2 separate regions of the Homo sapiens genome follow, and region 2 is linked to region 1. A link is a loop called in an ENCODE intact Hi-C map of the cell type or tissue named here. Cell type or tissue: PC-9. All regions are shown on one strand.

Region 1 (8,000 bases):
GGAAGCCCTATGGGGGCTCAACTTTCAGCCCTGCTTCGGAGTGGGGGGACTGTCTCCTCCCTTGTCGCTCCCCATTCTCACCCCCACCCCCAACAGAGACCCCTTTCTGCAAGGCCAGGAGTGAGCGCACGGCATCAGACCCTTGCATCAGAGCCCTGGCACGTCCTTGTTTTCAGTGGTTTGGAAGTGAATCGTCTCTAGGTTTGTGTTGAGGCCAAGATACACGTTTTTCCTTTTCTCCGCTTTCCTTTCTTGTGCCTTGTTATGACTGGCTTTGGAGCCTGGCTTACAGGGAGGGGGGATGGAGAATGGGCAGGCTGTGGGGGAGGTGGCTGGGGTCCCAGGGAGGGAGGTCTCGGGACACCTGCCCTGCCAAAGTTAAGGCTACTGGGCAGGTGACCTTGGCCTCCAGGTCAGGGAAGCTGGAGGTATCTCATGGGCCACAGAGTCCCAGGATCCACAGAGGAAGGAGGAGGGAGCCGCTGGGAAAGTGGTTTAGGCTTAGGTGGTTGATGAGTGCGTGGGACAGGGGGAGGAGGAAGAAATGGGGAGGCTGCCACATGGCAGAGGAGGAACCCACACTCCGGAGAAACTCACTTTGTGTTCCAGCCTCCACTCGGAGCCGAGCGTCATCCCACCCACCCCGGGCTGGGTGTTTCTCCTTCACTTGGGAAAACCAAAAGGCAGAATTGAGGTTGCGGCCTCCAGAGCCCATCAGGACAAAAGACATGCCCTGAGCGCCCTGCACCAGCCCTGAGCTGAGTGGCGGCCCCACCAGCTGGCCCTTAGGGCTGAAAGCAAGAGCAGGCACGTGGGAGCTACCCAGGGTCTCGGGGTGCTGTGGAAGGTGCACCCCCACCAGCCTTCCACAGCCACCACATCCCAGGAGAGGCCAAGACACGCCCCAGACCAAACAGAAGACGGGAAAATGCTGGTTCTGAAAAATGTTTACATTCTCCTTCCCAGAATTCCAAGATACTAAGATGTCCTAAAACAAAAAGAAATGAAAAGATAGGAGGGAAAACACCCATTGATGAAAATGATTCATTCCCTCGATACATTTCTACAAAACGAACCCGGAGCAGGACCCAGAACTCTGCGTTCATCCGTCAGCACCCAGCTAACTCCTCCACACCCCTGTTCGGGGCCGGATGGCAAGACACCAAGATGGTTAAATTTAAGAGAAGTCACAGGATGGTGGAGACAGTTTAAATAACAAGCACCTGGGGAAGCGGTTCATTGCCGGGTCCGGACGAAGCCGCGTGGGAGCCGGGGGTGCAGGGTTATGGTTGTGGGACAAATTAGTGGACTTTCTACTTCAGGCACAGTTCTCCTGGCTTTTTTTCTCCCCAGACTCAACTGTCCCTCCAGGCCTCAGCAGCAGGACAGTGGAAGGTTCGAGGTTCCGGGTGATGGAATCACCTGGCCCCCTGTAGGCAGCCCCCTTCCTCTGAGACAGCCCCCAGCCAGAACTTCCTCAGCCAGTGTGGGGGATGGAGGTAGAAAACAAAGTTTACATGGACTCCCCTCTCACCCCACAAAGAATGCTCCCAGACAAGCTAGGGTCCATTGAAAGGACAGGGCTGGCTGGGTGCGGTGGCTCACGCCTGTAACCCCAGCACTCTGGGAGGCTGAGGCAGGAGGATTACTTGATCTCAGGAGTTCAAGACCAGCCTGGACAACATGGCGAAACCCCGTCTCTCCAAAGTATACAAAAATTAGCCAGGCATGGTGGTGTGTACCTGTAGTGCCAGCTACTTGGGAGGCTGAGGCACGAGAAGTGCTTGAACCCAAGAGGCGAAGGTTGCAGTGAGCTGAGATCATGCCACTGCATTCCAGCCTAGGTGACAAAATGAGACTGTCTCAAAAACAAAAATAAAAAATGAAATGACAGGGCCAACAACACACAAAGAGAGAATCTGAGAGGAAAGGTGACTTGCCTCACGTCACCCAGCCAAGGTAATGGCCAAGCAGGTATCAGAAACTGGCCGTGCCATGAAACATGAGCTTCTGCTACCCGAAAAATAGCAGGGTTCATTCCCCTGTCAAGCAACAATGACTCTCTGTGAGAATGCAAGTTTTGATCCATGAGTTTATTACTTGGCTCCAATAAGGAGGGCACTGGGCATATTCTCAAAGCAGTGTCTCTCCAAGGGAAAGTGACAGGAGGGTATTATGGGGCAATGGAGAGGGCAGAGGGTGCATCGTCGCATGTAGAGCAGGGGTCTCTGTGGCACAGGACCCTGTCATCATGCCAGCACATGGGTTGCATGTTATGGTCCTGAAGCTGCAGCTTTTCCAGGGTAGAGACTTAGCATTGTCATGAGGAAAGTTCACTGGGATTCACGTCTAAGTTGCCAGGGTCTTTCAGGAGCTGGTTCTGACCAACAGGGTGGCCTCATTCCACCCAGGGTTGGGAAGAGTAGGCTGCAGGGCAGGAGGCTGTAACCCAGGCTGATGGCTCAACTGGATTAAATTCCTCCGGTCCCTGGATGTGGTGGCGCACACCTGTGGTCCCAGCTGTACTCAGGAGGCTGAGATGGGAGGATCACTTGAACCCAGGAGGTCAAGGCTGCAGTGAGCTGTGATCACACTACTGCACTCCAGCCTGGGCAACAGAGCTAGACCCTGTCTCAAAAAAAAAAAAAAAAATCCTATGGTGGTCCCTGGAGACCCTCCTTGTCTCCTTACACTTCAGCCCTGGTGCATTTTCTGCAGAATTAAGATCTGAGTCAGTCAAAGGGTATAACATTTTAGCTATGCAGGATGAGTAAGTTATTTGAGATCTAATGTATGGCATCATGAGTACAGTTAATAATACTGTATCCTGGGAATTTGCTAAAAGATTTTATCTTAAGTGTTCTCACCACACACACAGAAATACTGTCGCTACGTGAGCTGATGGGTTTGTTCATTAGTTTGACTGATAATCATTTCGGTCTATACATATATCAAAGCATCATGTACACCTTAAATATATACAATTTTTATTTGTTAATTATACCTCAATAAAGCTGAAAAAGTCTTTTTAAATTAATTTTAATTTTAGAAGAATTGAGAGCATAAAGTGACCTTTGAGACCTTTCGCAGGCACCCTGCGTGTTTCAGGTAAGAAGTCCGAGGCCCGGGGTGTGACACCCCCAGGCCACCAGCTCTGAACGACCTGTAATCAGGGTGGCCCAGCTCCACCCAGCCCGTGGCTCCCTGGGACTGAGTTGCCTTCAATGCCTCCAGGGCTGGGGATTACTGATGGTGGCAGGGAGCAGGGGCCTTCTAGATGACACCCTCCTGGGCCCAGGCCACAGTCAGCTTGGCGAGGCCCAAGGCTTCTCCCGCGGCTCCTCCCACGGCCCAGATGGGACGCAGGCCGATCTAGGCTGTCCCGCTCGTGCCCCCGTGTGGCCAAACGCTAAACACCAGGAGGGTGCAAATGGACCTGGGCAGCTTTTGAGCCTGCTGCACCTGTCACCCGCAGGTCAGGGCCAATGGAGTTCAGGACGTCTGCGCACCAACGACTCAGACCACAAACCTGTGCCTGAGCAGTGGCTGGCAAATATTTAGGGGTGAACCTGCAGCTCATTCATGAAAACTAAGAACATGCAGAGGACCCCGAGCTTCAAGCAGCTTAATGGTGACACTAAAAAGCTCACCTCAGCCTGGGCAACATAGGGAGACCCTGTCTCTGCAAAAAATTAAAAAATCAGCCGTGCATGGTGGTGTGTACCTGTAGTCCCAGCCCAGCTCCTCTGGAGGCTGAGGCATGAAAATTGCTTAAGCATGAGAAATCAAGGCTGCAGTGAGCCAAGATCACGCCACTGCACTCCAGCCTGGGTGACAGAGTGAGACCCTGTCTCAAAAAAGTTAAAAAGCTAACCTCAACAATCTCCCCTTTTGTTCTGATCTTCAGCAGTTACAGGATCCCAGAAGGATCACTTCCCCAAAGCAGCCCCTTTCGGCCCAGCCCCATGGCTAAATTCCCACTCATTATAAAGGGTAGGACACTCGGGGTGACTTATCCTCCAGTGTCTGGAGCCCACAATATTTTAGGGACCCAAGAAAACGTTCTTACTTCCACTCTTATTAATTAATTAATGTATTTATTTATTCTGAGACAGAGTCTCGCTCTATCGCCCAGGCTGGAGTGCACTGGCTTGATCTCAGCTCACTGCAACCTCTGCCTCCTGGGTTCAAGCGATTCTCCTGCCTCAGCCTCCCGAGTAGCTGGGACCACAGGCGCCCGCCACCACGCCCAGCTAATTTTTTTGTATTTTTTAGTAGAGACGAGGTTTCACCATGTTAGCCGGGATGGTCTCGATCTCTTGACCTCGTGATCCACCCACCTCAGCCTCCCAAAGTGTTGGGATTACAGGCGTGAGCCACCACGCCCAGCCCCCACTTCTTTTCAAGTCAAATTTTAATATAATAATAATATACAGTTATGAATCCAGCCTAGATTACATTCATATTTGTACCAACAGTCCTCAAATCGCATTTTTATTTTCTTTATAGAGAAAGAGGTCCCGGAAAGGAAAAGAGCCCCGACCAGGCCCCCTGTTCCTATGCAGCCCCAGGACTCTGTGCCTCTGAAAGCTCTCACTTATAAAGGTAAAATCCATTTCCAAAGACGAGGAGCACCGTGGGCCCATTCTCGCTTGCTTTCTCTGAGACAGCACAGATCTGAGGGGGTGTCCAGGACAGTGAAGCCATCAAAGAGCGCGTGACAGGAAGGGGGATGCTTGGCCTGGAGTGGGCAGAGGAAGACAACACGGGCTACGCGGGCGTCTCCACCTCCGCAGAAGCAGTGAGAAGAAAGGAGCAGTCAGGCACAGCTGGGTTCGTCTTCCCGGGAATGTGATCTGGAGGAAACGGTTTAACCTCCCAGACCTCCCCACATCTGTAAAGCAGAGAAGACAGCAGCACTTGCCCGATGCGGCCATCTCGAAGGCTCGCCACCCGCGGGAGGCACCGGAAACGGAACTGCCAGGACCCTTTTCTCAAGATGGCGCCCAAGGTAATGAAGGAAGCGCCTGCCCCTCCCAAAGCCCAAGCCACAGTAGGGGCTTTGAGGACCAAGGAGGCGGTGCTGAAAGGTGTCCACAGCCACAAAAAGTAGATCCGCCGTCAGCCACCCTCCGGCGGCCCAAGACGCTGCAGCTCCGGAGACAGCCCAGCTATCCTCGGAAGAGCACCCGAAGGAGCGTCCCCAACCCGAGTCCGCCATAAAGACGTTATTAGATTGGTGCAAAAGTAATCATGGTTTTTGCCATTACTTTAGATGGCAAAAACCGCAATTACTTTTGCACCAGCCTAACAGAAGACAACCACACACGTGCTTCTTATGGATGTCAAAGCTGGCAGGCGCTGGGCAAACAGGCTGGAAAGAAGCCCTCCGACATCGGTATGCCCAAGGCCCATACCCTGCTCAGGCCCGAGGTTCAATTGGCACCTGGCTAAGATGGTTTGGATGCTGCCCACAAAACCGGGTCATCTAAACTGTGTCCAGAGCTGGGCATGGTGGCTCACACCTGTAAGCCCAGCACTTTGGGAGGCCAAGGTGGGAGGGTCCCTTGGACCCAGGAGATCAAGACCAGCCTGGGCAACATAGTGAGACCTCATCTCTACAAAATTTTTAAAAATTTTTAAAAATTAGCGCAGCATGGTAGCTCACGCTTGTGGTCCCAGCTACTCAGGAGGCTGAGGTGGGAGAATCACTTGAGCCCAGGAGGTTGAGGCTACAGTGAGCCATGATCATACCACTGCACTCCAGCCTGGGTAACCGTGTGAGACCCCATCTCAAAAATTAAAAGTAATTAATTAAAAAATAAAATAAACTGCATCCAGCTGGCTAATCCTAAATATATACTTTTTCCCATGAAAAGAGTGGAGCCATCATAATAATGTGCTTTTGCTCTCATTTCCCAGGTGGACCCTGAGCCAGGCCGCATCCAGTGGGGAGCCCTGCATGGGCAGCAGGTGAAGCCCCTTGGAGATGCCCAGGGATCCAAAGGCGACATCATTGATGGCAAGGCTGCCCCTCTTGGTCTCTGGGTTTGCCACCACTCTGGCTTGGAGACAGGTGCTGCAGCCTTCCCAATGCTGGGCTCACTCTGGACTCGTCATGAAGTGCTTTCTGCCAGGGCACCCTGGTTGGAAGTTTAGAAGCCCTAAAGGACAGCTACAATTGTGGCAGCTGTGAGAGAGCAGCTGTTGTTGATCCACACACGGGCCAGAAGGTTTATTCCGAGAGGTTCTGGAAATCTGCTGGGAGGGATGACTCCCTTGTGTGGGGAACACACTCAGATAGTTGCATATTCACTCATCTACACCACACCATGAATAAAACTTAGATTCCAGATTTTAAACACTGCCAAAGGGCAACTTCCTCCCTTTACCCACTGACCTCACAACTGCCCTCAGCACACAGTCATCCCAGACCTGCTCCCACAACAGGGCTCCCTCCACTGCTGCGGCCCGGCTCAGGGTCACCCTGGGAAATGATGGTTAAAAAATAAAAATGACTGAGGTGCCCGGTTCAGCCTTCTGTGCCGAATGAGCGCAGCAGCCAGGTGCAACCGGAATGACGGATGGGAACCAACAGATGTCCCTCCCACATGGCACCAGCAGCCAGGGCCCCTGAAGGCCACTGTTCACCTTGGCCCTCATCCTGCAAACATGTTCGGAGCTCATTCTCTGAGCCAGGCTGTGTGCTGGGCATGGAGCTGCTGGGGTGAGGGCAGACAGGACCTGGCCTCTAGCCTCAAGGTCCTTGCAGTCTGGGAAACTTTACAAGCACGTGAATAAAGTATTCGAATCAAGAAAGATAGGAACTGTTATAGAATTAAAAGCAAAGTGCTTTGGGTAGAGTTACAAGCAAGGTACCTGGAAACCCAGAAAGAGAAGGATTCTTCAGTCTGGGAGGAAATTAAGGAACATTCACAAGGGTCAGAAATGAGCTGGGCCCTGAAAGATGGAAAGGAATTTCCTGCTTAACTAGAAAGCTTTCTCCACAGTCCGAAATATGTTTCACAGTGAGAAGGAGGATAGGCAGGGAACACGTTGGCGTTGTTGTGGTGTGTTGTTGCTGTTTTTTTTTTTTTTTTTTTGAGATAGAGTCTTGCTCTGTCGCCCAGGCTGGAGTGCAGTGGCATGATCTCGGCTCACTGCAAGCTCTGCCTCCAGGGCTCACGCCATTCTCCTGCCTCAGCCTCCCAAGTAGCTGGGATTACAGGCGCCCGCCACCACGCTGGGCTAATTTTTTTGTATTTTTAGTACAGACAGGGTTTCACCGTGTTAGCCAGGATGGTCTCGATCTCCTGACCTCGTGATCCGCCTGCCTCGGCCTCCCAAAGTGCTGGGATTACAGGCGTGAGCCACCGCGCCCGGCCTGTTGTTGTTTTAAGCCAGCAATACACCTCACCACATTAGTGTGGATGTCTGGAGAAAGTGTTGAGACTACATTGGCATCTAAAAATTCCAGTTGTGTCGAACGTAGCGGCTCACGCCTATAATCGCAGCAATCTAGGAGGCCAAGGTGAAAGGATTTCTTGAGCCCAGGAGATCAAGACCAGCCTGGGAAACATGGCGAGATCCCATCTCTACAAAACATTTTTAAAAATAGCCAGGCATGGTGGTGCACACCTGTGGTCCCAGTTTTTCATGAAGCTGAGGCAGGAGGATCACTTGGACCCAGGAGTTCAAGGCTGCTATGAACTGTGATTGCGCCACTGAACTCCAGCCTGGGTGACAGAGTCAGACCCTATTTCAAATAAATAAATAAAAATTCCAGTTGCTAAAGCCACAAATATCCAGAACCCACACACTGACCTGTGCCTTCCAGGACTGCAGGTGGGGTGGGTACTGTCTCACTGGTTACTATAACGGAGTACCACAGTCTGGATGGCTTAAACGGCAGACATTTATTTTCTCACGGTCCTGGAAGCTGGAAGTCCAAGGTCAAAGTGCTGGTGTGGTTGGGTTCTGGTGAGGGCTGTTGTCCTGGC
Region 2 (8,000 bases), 810 kb before region 1:
CGGCAGCCTCTTGTCCCAGCATAAATGATTCACAGCCTAAAAAGAAAAGACTCCCCTTAGCTTATGAGTTCCTAAGTAGAAAAAGTCCTATTTGGGCTTAGGAGCCATTCCCCCCTCTAAATGATTCAATCCAATAGGGAAGGGGACCACAGGACAGGCTTACGCTCATCAGGACTGTCCTGATTCACGAAGAAAGGGGTGGCCAGGTTCTGCCAGTGTGGATGGAGGAGCAATGCTTGTTGAGTGGACGACCAGTAATGCCTGCCAAACTCCTTCCACTGGGTTCTCCTTTCCTAGTTCTGCAGTACAAGCTTCATGGTCTCAGCTTCTGCCCATCCATCAGTGTCCTTGTTAATGGAGGTGTTCAGGACCCTCTCCCATCACTTCTTCCTCCCCACTCTCCACTCACAACTTTGGGCCTGTCCACCGCCTGAATGCGCTTGACCTGGACATCCATTTATCTAGGAGAGCTATCTCACTTGTGTTCAAATTGGTATTCTCTCCAATAGATAAGACAGAAAATCTGAACTAATCACACACACTTATACACACACAAATGCACTCACACTCAGACACACACATTCATACACAGACATGCACAGAAATACAGACACACACATACACACACACACCAACACATGCACAGACACACAGACACCCTCAGACACACAGAGACACACACAAACACACACAAACTCATGGACACACACACAATGACACAGATGCACAGACTCATTCCAAATCTTTCCTCTTGCCTTGCACTTTTATGATTAGTGAATTAAATCATAACCCACACCATTACCCAAGCCAGGAACCAGTGAATATTCCTGGCTGTTACTCCTCTCTTGAGCCCCACAGTTGCTGCAAGGAGTTGTGTCCTGCTGATGGCTCCCCTTCCACATGTCTCACCACCTTCTCCTCTCCTGCACACTCTGAGATTGTTTAGTGCAGGCCTGTACAATTGCACACAGGTGCTGCCTGTCACCCCAACAGCAGGCTTGTTCTCTCCATCTGCACCCAGAGAGAGGCTTTGCAGCTGGGGGTGCGAATGTGGCAGAATTTCCATCCTTTCCAACACACATTCATTTTATGGCCCAGAATGTGTTCTCTTCTCTCTTGGTGAATGTCCCAAATGCCTGTGAGCAGAATGTGTATTTGCTTCAATTGGGTGTGGTCACTAATGTCCCGGGCAGGGTAGAGTTGTCCAGCTCTTCTGTCTTTCCACAGATTGTCTAGGCACTGATTCTATCCATTACTGTGTTGAAATCTCTAGCTAGAATTGCAGACTTATTTCCCCTTTTCAGTTCTATCAGCTTTTGATTCCTGTATTTTGAAACTCCAATATGAAGCCCACACTCATTTAGGATTAATATGGAAGCCAGCCTTTAAATAAGAATTTTATCTTAAAATTAATATCACTCTGTCATCTTAAGAAGATGTGAGGCCTGTGAGAGCAGGTACTGTGTATTTTGTGTCTGTATTCTTTCTGTTTCACACTGCAACCATAATCGATGATGAATAAATAATGTTCCCTCTTGAAGATCTGGTCCCTGTCTCCAGGGCAGTGCTATGTAAAAAAAAAAGAGCAAATTCCTGCCTTCTAAACACTCCTCCACACCAACAAACACACTGTGCTAGGAAAGCAGCAGTGATGAAGGTGCTGGGCCTCCGGTGGAAAGGTAACACACATTTCCCATCCTCGGGAGCTTGCAGCACCGGCAGGCGGGCCGTTACACAGATAACACAGTATGCTTCTATGCCAGGGTGGACCCAGGAGTCCGTCCTCCCTGTCACTTACGAGACTGGAGTCCTGGAAAAGTTACTGAACTTCTCTGTGCCTTGGTTTATCCATCATGAAAGTCGGGTTAAAAAGAATACCCCACCCCTAGGGTGGAAGTGGGACTTGCTTGAATTGAAACAGTTGGTTTTTAAGTATTTTGCATAGCTGTTATTATTAAATTAACATCAAAAAAGTTGCCTGGTTATTTTAATATGGTCTTCACATAGGCAGTACAGCCGGCCAGATTTAGCATTTGCATTTATAACTGAGTCTCTCTTCTGCCTCCGTGAGACTTCCCAGGAGTTGCTTTGATGCTGCAGGGAGTCACACATCTCCAGATGCATCACTGGTGACTCAGCAAGCACCTGACCTGGTCCGTTACACATGGGGCTTATGTGCTTAACTCCTATGCGATGATGATTCTTCTCTAGTTCTTGGGGGTCGTTCCCTTTCTCCTACTGTACTGGCTGTTTAAAGTCAGCACTGTATGAGTTGCATACATAAGCCAAATGTCATTGACTTCTTCTTTTTTTTTTTTTTTTTGACAGTCTTACTCTGTTGCCCAGGCTGGAGTGCAGTGGTGTCATCTCGGTTCATTGTAACCTCTGCCTCCTGGGTTCAAGCAATTCTCGTGCTTCAGTCTCCAGAGTAGCTGGGATTACAGGCATGAGCCAACGTGCCCAGCTAATTTTTTTTTTTTTGTATTTTTAGTAGAGACAGGATTTTGCCACGTTGGCCAGGCTGGTCTCAAACTCCTGGTCTCAAGTGATCAACCCACCTTGGCCTCTCAAAGTGCTGGCATTACAGGCATGAGCCCTTGAGCCCAGCATAGATGTCATTGAAATTCAAGGGGGAAATCATTTGGAATGATCACAGCGACTGGTCCAGAGATGACTAACAGCTTAAAATGACCCCACCTGAAACAGCGGCGATCAGTGGAATGTCCAAGTATATATATATATATTTTTTTAATGAAGCTCTTTTGGACCAGAAACCCTAAGAATGTTTAGTCTGGAGTTCCATAATTATAAAAAAAATCTTCTGAAGTTAATCACCGTTTTTATCTGAAACCATACTCTAACTCAGTAACTCTTTCTCAGGGTTTACTTTCTCTTGAGCCACAAGCATCCATTTGTCCCCTACCAAAGGGACTAGACTTTCATGATGGATAAAAGGACACTAGTGCCAGGTAGCTTCTGCTTCTAAATTTTGGTTTAAAAAATGAAACATCTCCTTTTAGATATTCTAAAAAGTCATCTCCCCTAAAATCATGAAGCCTGGTTTATAAACTTTATAGAAGAAACTAGGTCTTTGAGGCTAACACATATTAGTGTATTAAAAAATACGGTAAACCAGCCGGGCACAGTGGCTCACGCCTGAAATCCCAGCACTTTGGGAGGCCAAGGCAGGTGGATCACTTGAGGTCAGGAGTTTGAGACAAGGCTGACCAACATGGTGAAACCCCGTCTCTACTAAAAATACAAAAATTAGCCAGGCTTGGTGGCATGCTCCTGTAATCCCAGCTACTCGGGAGGCTGAGGCACGAGAAAGGCTTAAACCGGGAGGCAGAGGTTGCAGTGAGCAGAGCTCCCATCACTACACTCCAGGTTGGTCAACAGAGCAGGACTCTGTCTCAGGAAAAAAAAAAAAAAAAAAGGTAAACAAACATTGCCTTAAACAAAAATTGTATCTTATAAGATTTTACAAGTTGCACATTATCAACACATTCTAGTTAAATGCTTAAAAATTACTTCACAATTAACCCTATGGATTTTTAAAAGAAGGAAAGCTTAGACACAAACTCAGGAGCCAGATTGTTTTCCAACCCTTGGGCCTGCCACTTACTAAGTGTACCAGCCTCCCTCGGAGTCACTCTATTCCTCGTGGAATCTGAATAGTAAGTGTACACTTGACAGAACATACGGAGTGGTAATGTGAAACAAAAATATAGAATATTTAAAGGACTTACCTAACAGTAAGAAAAAAAATAAGTTCACTTAAAAGTGTTTTTATTTTCTTATTTGCAAAACACCCCTTATTGTGGTAAGGTCTAACAATATACTATACATGTAAAAGTTTTACAGAAAATTACTGTAGCTTTCGATAATTTAATATATAACTGAAATACTTGAGATGGCATAATTCGATTTTATGTCAGTAATATCGAGTGAGACTAATCAAGATAGCAAGATTATGTTGCAAAATTAAAATGAGGAAATTGAGAGGATTTCTCAGGCTTCTGTGAGTCACTGCCTGGGCTGTATTAATAGTTTCATTGTGCTAGGTGCAGTGGCTCATGCCTGTAATCCCAGCACTTTGGGAGGCCAAGGCGGGCGAATCACCTGAGGTCAGGAGTTCAAGACCAGCCTGGCCAACGTGGTGAAACCCCGTTTCTACTAAAAATACAAAAATTAGCTGGGCATGGTGGCAGGCGCCTGTAATCCCAGCTACTCGGGAGGCTGAGGCAGAAGAATCGCTTGAACCCGGGAGGCGGAGGTTGCAGTGAGCCGAGATTGCACCATTGCACTCCAGCCTGGGTGACTATAACGAAACTTCGTCTCAAAAACAAAACAAAACAAAGCGAAAAAACAAAAAAAGTTTCATTGTTTCACCTCCACACAGCTCTGTCTGCATTTTGAGCAATGGCCACCAGAGGGCAGGAAGAACCAATCTATAAAGCACACAAGGGTTTCACCAACTTTGAAGTCCTCCGTTAGAAGGCAAGTTGTCCACTAATATGTAGGAACGATTAATGGCCACCAGAGGGCAGGAAGAACCAATCTATAAAGCGCACAAGGGTTTCACCAACTTTGAAGTCCTCCGTTAGAAGGCAAGTTGTCCACTAATATGTAGGAACGATTAATGGCCACCAGAGGGCAGGAAGAACCAATCTATAAAGCGCACAAGGGTTTCACCAACTTTGAAGTCCTCCGTTAGAAGGCAAGTTGTCCACTAATATGTAGGAACGATTAATGGCCACCAGAGGGCAGGAAGAACCAATCTATAAAGCGCACAAGGGTTTCACCAACTTTGAAGTCCTCCGTTAGAAGGCAAGTTGTCCACTAATATGTAGGAACGATTAATGGCCACCAGAGGGCAGGAAGAACCAATCTATAAAGCGCACAAGGGTTTCACCAACTTTGAAGTCCTCCGTTAGAAGGCAAGTTGTCCACTAATATGTAGGAACGATTAATGGCCACCAGAGGGCAGGAAGAACCAATCTATAAAGCGCACAAGGGTTTCACCAACTTTGAAGTCCTAACTTAGAAGGCAAGTTGTCCACTAACATGTAGGAACTATTTTTAATTATACCATTATTTTCCCTCAATTTTATTTATAAATTAATGAATTCACAAAATATTTCCAAAGCTCAAGTGAAGTACATCCTAATCAACTTGATTTACAATTTGTGATTTTTCTCTGAATCAATCTATAAATAATCAATAAGAAGATAATTATTTAGAAAATGAGGCTCCGAAAAATATGTTGGCTTTACATTTTTTGCCTGTGCAAGTAAATATAAAAATGTCTTTTCTCACATTTCTTCCATTTATAAACCGTTTTTAAAAATCATAAATTAAGACATGTGTGTTTTAAAAGTCTCACAACATGCAGCATTTTAAAAATTGTCTTATGCTTTACTGCTCCCTCCCGTAGGTAATCACTGTTACATTTCTCATTTACTGCAAAATTCTCTGTGCATATGGAGCACATAGATGGATAGATAGATGGGGTGTGTGTGTGTATATGAATGTGTATGTGTCTTTGGGGTGAGTGTGTCTATGTGGGTGTATGTATGTGTGTCTATTTGTGTTTATTTGTGTCTCTGTGTATGTGTATGCATATTACATATGTGTATGCACGTGTGTGTATACAGTATATGTGTGTGTGTCTGTGTACTTGTGTCTGTGTATTTGTGTGTCTGTGAGTACATCTTTGTGTGTATGTCTATGTGCCCATGTCTGTGTATTTGTATGTATGTATGTGTGTATTTACATATGTGTATGTTTGTATATGTATGCATATGTGTATATGTGTGTGTATGTATATACAGTATATTAAGTGTTTGAATGTATGTATCATATTTATCAAATTCCACGTTGTATTAATTGTTCTCACACTGCTATAAATGACTACCTGACACTGGGTCATTTATGAAGAAAAGAGGTTTAATTGACTCACAGTTCTGCATGGGTGGGGAGGCCTCAGGAAACTTACAACCTTGGCAGAAGGCAAAGGGGAAGCCAGCACATCTTAACATGGCCGATCAGGAGAGAGAGAGAGGGAAGCGGGTACTGTCACACACTTTTAAACCATCAGATCTCATGAGAACTCACTATCACGAGAACAGCAAGGGGGAATCTGCCCCCATGATGCAATCACCTTCCACCTGGTCCCTCCCCCAACACTGGGAATTACAAGTCAACATGAGATTTGGGTGGGGACATAAAGCCAAACCATATCACACGTCTTGCTTTTTCACTGAATGTGGGACCTTGGACACTTTCCCTATCAGCATGTGTGGCTGCACCACATGGATTTCAGTAGTGGCAGAATATTCCCTTCTATAGATTCCACAATTCATCCAATCAGTCTTTATTCTTCCAATTTAAGGCAAAACAAATTCCAATGTAAAAGCTTAAGGCCAGGCGCAGTGGCTTACACCTGTAATCCCAACACTTCGGGAGGCCAAGGTGGGCGGATCACGAGGTCAGGAGATCGAGACCATCCTGGCTAACATGGTGAAACTCCATCTCTACTAAAAATACAAAAAATTAGCTGGGCGTGGTGGCAGGCGCCTGTAGTCCCGGCTACTGGGGAGGCTGAGGCAGGAGAAAGGCGTGAACCCGGCAAGCAGAGCTTGCAGTGAGCCAAGATTGTGCCACTGCACTCCAGCCTGGGCGACAGAGCAAGAGTCCGTCTCAAACAAAACAAAACAAAACAAAAAAACAACTTAAATTAATATTAAAAATAGTTGTTGTTTCCTTCCAGTGGACTTAATTCCAACCAGGCTGGTGAAGAAGCCAGTTGGATAGCCAGTCCCTGCTGAAGGTGGATGGCCCCTGCTCTTGTCTCCCGGTTATCAGGCTCTCGCTGCTTTTGGGCCAGAGGAACAGGGCGTCCTCCTTGAGGCTGCGAGTCGTCCCTCTGAGTGCCTCTCACCAAGGGATGAAGCAGCAGCCATTTGGCCAGAGAGCAGTCACTCACCCATCCTTGGGTCCAGGAGAGGCATTGCAGGCTTTACCCTCAGATCTTTCTTTCCAAAGCTCCTTCTCTTCACCCTGTATCCAGGGCACTTGGCCTGAAGAGCCTTTGTCTTCTGGAAGCTTCTGCTGCCTTCCCTGCCCAGATCCCTCAGACAAGGAGCTGTAAGGCCCAACTCCAGGAGGAAATAAAGGAAGAGGGAAGAAGGAGAAGCAGAGAGAGGAGAGATGCATAAATTAATACCTCCAGAAGCAGCCTTGCTACAGACACATCATTTGTTCCTATTTTTTTCTCTGTGTCACACAGTGCTATAATGCAGAGGAACTGCTGCTTCGAAGGGTACGTGCCTGCACAGTCTGAGATTGGCAAGTTGCTATCCCCTGTGTGTCCCCATCGAGGGGGACAAGACCCTTTCCTTCCACATTCTCATGTGTACACGACGGGGCTTTAACATTTACTCATATATATACCATCTTCTTGTCATCTAGAGTTTCAATTCTTTCATTATAAAGAATGTGGTAATTGTTCATTTGTTTACATCTTTATCATTTATATTATTCTCCTAAATTCTTGCCCAAGACATTTGAAGCACCCTAAAACAAGAAGGCATATCTGGGTAGTTCAAACTAAGATTTTATGAAAAGATGCAAATCATTTACAGAAAGGACAAATATATTCTAGACATCTGAGATTGAATTGTTGTAAATTTGACTATGAGCTATAAAAGCTGACATATAATATCAACAATATTATTATCTAATATTATCTAATATTAGATATCATCCCATAAATGAATGCTTTCATATTATTCTAAACAAAAAATTTAGAATAAAAACCTACAGGAAATTATCTTATAGTTCTAAAATATGGGCTACCTTTCCAACTTAAAAAAAAAAAGCACAGTGGTAGTAAAGAGAAGTAGAGAGGAAATGGGGAGTTTTCCATACTGAAGAATATCTGCAATGAAGACCTGGGTACATTTTTTTAAATTACAAAACTAAAAAAATAAAGGCAT

Evidence for each region. A loop is a pair of places that touch in the nucleus more often than their neighbours do. Peaks named below come from ENCODE experiments on the same cell type or tissue, not always from the same donor. Only the 100,000 strongest peaks of a DNase experiment are listed, where the experiment ranks them.
Region 2: it touches region 1 in a loop (14-fold over the local background); 15 of 110 quality-filtered maps call a loop at or near these places.

What each region holds. Positions count from the first base shown.
Region 1 is chr10:5,619,932-5,627,931 of GRCh38, forward strand. It overlaps LOC107984199 (a long non-coding RNA gene), which reads right to left. Exons shown (of 2, transcript XR_001747344.2): 2 at 4,466-4,894. Among named protein-coding and RNA genes, the nearest start is that of LINC02677, 5.7 kb to the left of the region's middle. In PC-9, CTCF peaks have their summits at 3,406 (motif pointing left) and 3,605; DNase peaks (open chromatin) are centred at 2,820 and 3,330; H3K27ac peaks cover 1,364 bases.
Region 2 is chr10:4,811,015-4,819,014 of GRCh38, forward strand. No RefSeq gene overlaps it. Among named protein-coding and RNA genes, the nearest start is that of AKR1E2, 11 kb to the right of the region's middle. RefSeq lists enhancers at 4,417-5,064, 4,501-4,550. In PC-9, CTCF peaks have their summits at 4,732 (motif pointing right) and 4,938 (motif pointing right); DNase peaks (open chromatin) are centred at 2,127, 4,011 and 4,412; H3K4me3 peaks cover 540 bases; H3K27ac peaks cover 1,028 bases.